Linked DNA regions of Homo sapiens: region 1 is linked to region 2. A link is a contact called in ENCODE Hi-C or POLR2A ChIA-PET data. All regions are on one chromosome and are shown on one strand. Each heading gives the region's core, a stretch centred on a gene start or an enhancer-like site at or near the end of the contact. The rest is flanking DNA. Distances are from core to core; before and after follow the strand shown.

The links. Hi-C counts contacts between places; a loop is a spot of excess contacts on that map. ChIA-PET counts read pairs that join two places held with the same protein, here RNA polymerase II (POLR2A). Pooled maps may share reads with other maps.
Region 1: a map of heart left ventricle shows a loop between it and region 2 (3-fold over the local background). The contact joins two enhancer-like sites. A Hi-C loop is called at or near these places in 5 of 168 maps with a recorded cell type or tissue (aorta, cardiac septum, heart left ventricle and 1 more) and 10 of 50 pooled maps. POLR2A ChIA-PET finds 5 or more read pairs at or near these places in 1 of 52 experiments (A549).

What each region holds. Positions count from the first base shown.
Region 1 is chr18:10,516,993-10,520,330 of GRCh38, forward strand. No RefSeq gene overlaps it. Among named protein-coding and RNA genes, the nearest start is that of NAPG, 7.4 kb to the right of the region's middle. Within about 2 kb of position 2,064, at least 16 of the 41 ENCODE cell types and tissues checked have a DNase peak (open chromatin) inside an H3K27ac peak, as active enhancers do.
Region 2 is chr18:10,099,908-10,103,306 of GRCh38, forward strand. No RefSeq gene overlaps it. Among named protein-coding and RNA genes, the nearest start is that of VAPA, 190 kb to the left of the region's middle. Within about 2 kb of position 1,629, at least 2 of the 41 ENCODE cell types and tissues checked have a DNase peak (open chromatin) inside an H3K27ac peak, as active enhancers do.

The DNA of each region.
Region 1 (3,338 bases), core at 814-3,313, 420 kb after region 2:
TTCTGGAATGCAGGGACAGCATGTCTCGTTTACTGAGAGGACACATGTTTAACGGCAGTGCAGGCACTGGCAGGGTTTTAGTGGCTCTCCTGCACCTGACTGGCTTGGGCTAGGAAGGATTTGCCATCCCAAAGCCCGTGTACTCCCACGCAAGTCAGCTGTGAGGGATTTCAATGCCTTCTGTGAGCTCAGAAAGGATTCTCTGATCACATTTCTAATAAACGCTCTTGTGGGAAGATCATGAGAACAACAGTACAAATGATGGCTCCTATTTACTGAATGTTCCCTATGTGTCCATTCTGTGTAGGCGCCTTGGAGGTATTATTTGTAAAACTGACAGTAGCTCCACAACATAAGCATTTAGTATGTTTATCTATTGCTGCTTAACAAGCCATCTCAAAGCTCAATGGATTAAAACAGTATTATTGTATCTCCTGATGATGTGGATGGAAAATTTGGACAGGGCACAGTCAGAGGAGCTCCACTCAGCTTCACGGTTGGAAGCTTTGCTGGGACGGCTCTAATGGCTGCAGCTGGGAGATGCGGGGCAGCTGGCCATTGCTTCTCTGCTCATAGACCTCTACCGGGGTGGCTTGAGCTTCCTCACATCATGGCAGCCTCAAGGGAGTTGCACTGTTCAGGGTTCCAAGAGCTATTTCATGTTTTGAGAGATGGGAAGTGGGAGCTGCCTGTGCCTTGAAGATTGGGCCCTGAGACTGGCACAGTATCACATCCTTGTTCTTTTGGTCAAAGCAGTCACAAAACCCACCTGCATTCAAGAGGATGGGACAGAGTCCCCCTCTCAATGGAAGAGGGTCAGAGATTTGGCTGCCATTTTTAATCCACCACATTATTATTCTTCCCATTTTATAGGAGAAGAAACTGAAGCTCAAAGAAACCAGATAATATATGTCTTTAAATAACATAAGAAATACTGCTGAGGTTTGAAAGTATGACTGACTCTAATCCATTTTTCTTTCTAGTATACAGCCCCGCTCTCTTAAAATGTGGACATTTGATCTTCTAAGATAAGACTTTTTGAGCCACAAGCTACTCTTCTGATTGGATGTAGAACAAAACATAGCAAGTCATCGTCCACGTTCTTTCTAAACTTTGCATCGTTGAATGAAGAGGCCCTATCTAATAAGCTGTAGAACTGAACACTCCTCTTCAGTTTGAGAGGCTGTTCAAGGTAAAAGAGAGGGAAAAATGGAAGTGAATAAAATCACAAATTTAAACGATAAATACCTGGCTTGGGGAAGCTTTTTTCCCCAGAGGATAGAAATATATTTACATTATGAAATAAGTTGGAATCCAATGGAAACCCCTTGTTATTATTAGATTTCCTCTTGAGAAGGATTTATAAATGAAAACACAACTTGCTATTTTAGTATTTTGTTTTTCAGGGAAGAAAAACCCTTTGCAAAAACAAATTTAGAAGAAAAAACTTATCCATTTCAAGCTCTTGTTTATTTTCTTATTTACCAGGCTAAAACTGTCTTCTTTCATCTCTGATTATGTTGGGAGCTGGAGAAAAGAGGGTTTTTATTTTGTTTTGTTTGCTTTTTTCCTTTTCTCTAAATCTGGAAGGTCTCTTTTCATTTGTGGGCAGTGCTAAACCTTTCCTTATCCACAACTGCGTTTCTGAATCCACAGCCTCCTCCAGCCGTAACTGTGACCCAAGGGCTCCACGCAGTGGGGGATAGGAAATGAAGGATGAGGGCAGTCACATGTGAAACGGCTGCAGTGTTCATCTGTGATCTGGTGGCCCCACTGAACAACAGTGGCCATGACCCCGCTGTGCACCTGCTAGCACACAGCTCCATGCTCCTTTGCCATGTGTCCCTCCATTAGGCTGTGATTCCTCCTCCTCAGCTCCACAGGAATCTGGAAAATAAGGGTCCTGTGGCTGCTTTTGCAATCCTAGTACACTTTGAGAACGTCATGTTCCAGTAAGCTTTATATAACGTTCTAGACCATTAGAGCCTTTTCAGCTTCCTTATTAACATTTATTCATTTCTAATTACACGAGTAGAGGGAAGTTGCAAGAAATGTGTCCCTGAAGATTTTCAAACTTAATGCAACCATTGCATAATTTTAATCCAATCTTCACAAAGGGAGTCATGTGTTGCTTTTCTAGCCAAGTCACCCTTGGCCCCTGCAACCTCGTCACCTCCCCATTCTCCCCTGGAATGTGGGGCCAGGCGCCCGCATACTCTGCCTCACAAATTTGCTATTCCTTCTTTATCGGCAACTATCTTTGTCCAGATATCCCAGGTCTCAGGCCACCACTCCTTCAGAGCTTTATTTCATTGTCACCTACCTGGTGAAGAAACTCACCCCACACTCACGGGTGCCCTCCCATTCCCACATCCTGCTTTGTTTTCCTGAGTGTTGACCCCCTCTAGCACTGTGTCTACACCGCCTTAGCCAGTTTCCTACTGGACTCCACAACCCCACCCATATGCCCTGTGCTAGAATGTCAGCTCTGTGAATCCCTGCTGCATTCAGGGCTGTCTCCCAGAGCCTAGAACAGTGCCTGCATGGAGAAACCATTCCACACATACTTGTTGAATGAGTGCCTAAAGAATGAATAGCATAAACCCAGTCCACAGCTCTTTATTCCTGGCAGCTTCCAAACGTGCACTTCTTGAGGAATTCTTAATTTGGAAGACATGTTATTTAAAAAAATTCATTAATGCAGTTTGTGAATGAGTAATTCACAAACTTCATTAATGAGTCATGTTTTATGTTGTATTCTTTCAATTTTGCCTACTTTATATTTGTACAAAATGTAACTGCGTGAATATATCCTCCTTGAAAGAAAATGATTGCTGTATATCTATGGGATGTGGTTTTCAAGAGAGAACATTTATAGGTTGGCACTAGGCTATCTGCAAGTGGTCTAATGAAATACATGACGGGTTTCCACTAAGCCAATTCAGTGTGTTGGTTTTATCTTTTATTCAAAGATAGCTTGCAAAGGAAGATCTGTATTTTTCTCTCTCTTTAAAAATAATATTCATCAAAACGGTTGTGTTCGTTAGAGTGGATTTAACAGAGATCTGTTGTTAAACATTTACAATGCTTCATCTCTTTCCAACATTACTGTACTCGGACAATGCTGCCTCACTTTGTGTACAAAACAGTGAGAGAGATCGCTTTTATGTGGAAAGTTCAGTTATGAATGCGAAATGTTGCCAGAATCTGACTGTAATCCCAAGAGGCAGAAACTAACCACTTTTGTTTGGACGGCTTGCAGCTTGTAAAGGCACGTGCAGGCAGCGCCACCATGTGTTTTCTGAAGAGACCCATAAGGCTACGCGGGAGAAGGAATG
Region 2 (3,399 bases), core at 379-2,878:
CTCAATCAGAGGTTCCTCATCTGCCTTTCAAAAATACTCCAGGCAAGACTCACTTGGAGGAATGCAGTGGATTTGTCTGGCATCTGGACATTCCTTCCATGTCATGGCACACATCTGGTTTTTTGAGATGAGCGGGACATTTCCTGTCCAGTTTCCCTCCAGATGTTTGAGGATGTGAAGATGCAGCCCAAGGGGTGAGCAATCTATCCAGCTTCAATGACCTGTTAAAATTCAGTCCTCAGCAGGGTCCTCACTAGACTCATTATGTTCACCATCTGTATGTGCCTAGGTCTTTTCACACAGACACCCTGCACAGCAGTCCTTCGGTTGCATAGAGCTTCCATCAGATAGACAGCGGACTTTTTCATTCCCTCCACTTTGCACATGCATGCCTTGGAGGCCCAGCACAAAGTGAGGGATTGGTGCACATTTGCAAATGGACGTCTTGGAGCAGACAGATGGGTGGATGGTTATCTGGCTTCTACAGAATCCAAGTTAAGCTAATACCATTCAGATTCCTTCCCAGCCTATGCTGTGCTTTCTCAAGGTTGCTGAAATTGAATTCAAAAGCCAAGAACATATGCTGGCCAGGCTCAAAGAGCAATTGCCGATTGCAAACACATGGCTTAGCAATGCATAAGGTGCTATGGGGTGACATTTGGTGTTGTTGATTAAGTGGGATAGTCACAAGAACTGTCATTCAAATCCATTGCCCTTGCACGTAGCACGTGTTAAAAAATTTTGTTTTTTAAACAAAGCACTAAGTAAAAAACAAAACAGAAAAATTCTGATGCAAATGCTTTATGGTTCTGAAGATGGAAACTAAATTTTGGATTTGATTTTTACAGATGTGGATGGAAAACGCCACATAAAACAAGAGGCTCTGCAGTTAGGATTTCTTGCAGCCTTGAGTGCGATTTATGAAACAAGGAAGATTAAGATTCATGGCCATAAAGAATTCAGTATAGAGATATCTTCAGGTCACAAAGCAAAACAGATTTTTTGTGTGTGTGCAGCAGTCATGTCTGTTCCATCAGTCAAGGATGCCTGTGGGTACCAGGCTAGGGCCAAATCAAATGCTTGCCCTCAGAAAATTGCCACCAGGCTTAGAAAGGATAAAGAAAGGGAGGTGGTCACAGAGAGCATACAAGCCTCCTCCAAAATTCCAGGTTGGAAACACTTTGTTATTGGCAAGTGTCCAGGTTCCTCAGCTTTGCCAAGAGACTCTTTGAAGGCAGGACTAGTCTTAGCCGCATGGGTTAGGATCGTGTGGGTGACATTTTAACAAAGAAGGTGGTCCTGTCACATGGAGGAAATGAAAATGTGCTGTGCAGAAATCCCTGAAAAGGCTGCTGGCCGTGAGGCAATCCCATTGTTCTGCAGTTTTTGATTTGGGCATTTGCTATTAAAATAACACCGGCAGTAAGAGGCAGTGTGGCTCTGCAGAGTGCCCTGGCACAGCTCTCAGAGCTGCGTCCTTGGCCTTACTGCGGTTTCCCCCGTGGGACTTTGGTGATTCATTCGTCCCCCGGGTCTCCATTTCTCCTCCTCTCCTTTGGCAGATTCCCTTTACAAGAGAAATTGTTTGCAGAGCTCCCATCTCTCCCCTCTCCCTTCATTCCTTCTGTGACCATTGTTCCTGCTGAATAAATGGATTTGCATATATTCATTGACAGTTTCCTAAACCCTTTCGAAATGCAATGATAGCTGGCTGGGAGCGCATTTCGAGGAGGGGTGGATGGGTCATGCTGCATATGTAGATTGTGACACAAACCATGACACAGGGGTAGATCTTTTCCCTGTTTCCACCTTCCATTGTGTAGCTTTTTCTGGGGTGCAGCCTGGCTGGAGCTTGAGGGTCGGAACATTCTGAATTCATTCTGAATCCAGCCTGGCTGGAGTTGAGGATCAGAACATTCTGAATTCAGAAATAAATAAAGTAAATCCCATCAAAAGAAATCAGTGGTGCTGCTACCACATCCTGAGCGCTGGGCTCAGTGACTGCTGTCTGAAGCAGTGTGTGCTGAGTGCGCCCTCATGCCAGAAGATGGTCTGAGACAGCAAAGCTTCAGGCTGTGCCTGGAGTCACTTCCCGGAAAGCCTCTGTGCCCACAGGTGGGCTCAAGACCAGGGAGTCCCGCAGCAAAGACCACAGCTTGATGCCACTTCACCAAGAGTTTCCCAAACCTATCTGCTGTCCCAAAATACTCACTTTTTGGAACATGTATATATGAAGAACATCTTTGGGGACCTCAGGACTGATGGGAAGGTGCCCACCGCCAGTTAGCAGCTCACACTGAGCAGGTTCAGGGAGAAATGTGTGTGGAGGTAGGACTGGGGGCATTCTCAGGGGCCTTTCAATTCTGGGTAGATCCCCCCTTGCAATGTTTCTCAACCATTTCTTCATGATCACCTCCCTAAGAAGAAAAATCAAATGAAATTTAAATTCTCCCTAATGAGAGAAGTGAAATACGGAGAAACATAATTTTGTTGAATAACATCGCGTTTTAGAGAGCCACAAACCATTATAACATCCAAATTGTTTTCTCCCTCAAGAATCAATTTTTGCTGCCCTTGGAGGCAACATTGCCTCCCTGCCCCCCATAGAGAGTCCATGGTTTAGGGGTCCATGTCAGCTTTCAAATAACTTTGCCTGATTTAGAGGGGATAGGGCTGGCCTTCTGGAGAAGCCACTTTCTTCTGCTGTGATGGATTGGGGAGTGGGGTGTTGGGGAGTGGGGTGTCAGAGGGTGGAGGAGACAAGGATTTGGCTCTACTGTCTCAGATTCCAGGGAAGTTAGGAGTGAGTTTCCCAGATTCAGATAAAAGGAAACAGATACAAGGACTATTGATGTATGGAGGTGATAATGGGTCAGGTTTTAAGAGCAAGAGTTCAAATCTGGCTGGACACAGTGGCTCACACCTGTAATCCTACTGCTTTGGAGGCTGAGGCAGGTGGATCGCTTGAGCTCAAGAGATTAAGACCTGCCTGGGCAACATGGCGAGAACCCTTCTCTACAAAAAAATTAAAAAATAAAAAATTATCCAGGTGTGGTGATGTGTGTCTGTGGTCACAGCTGCTCAAGAGGCTGAGGTGGGAGGACTGCTTTAGCCCAAGAGGTTGAGGCTGCAGTGAGCCATGATCACGCTACTCCAGCCTGGGCAACAGGACAAGACCCTTCCTCAAAAAAAAAAAAAAAAAAAAGAAGAGTTCAAAGATCTTAGCTTTGCCAGTTGTTGGCTGAATAACCAGATAACCTTAGGCAAGTTACTTAACCTCCTTGAGCTTCTCTTTCTCAGTCTGTAAGTTGGGGATCATATGAGCTCACTGGATTTTTGTGAGCAATTTCTCTTCATGATATGAGAAGTGCTTAAGACAGTGCCTGAGGCCTAATTAGC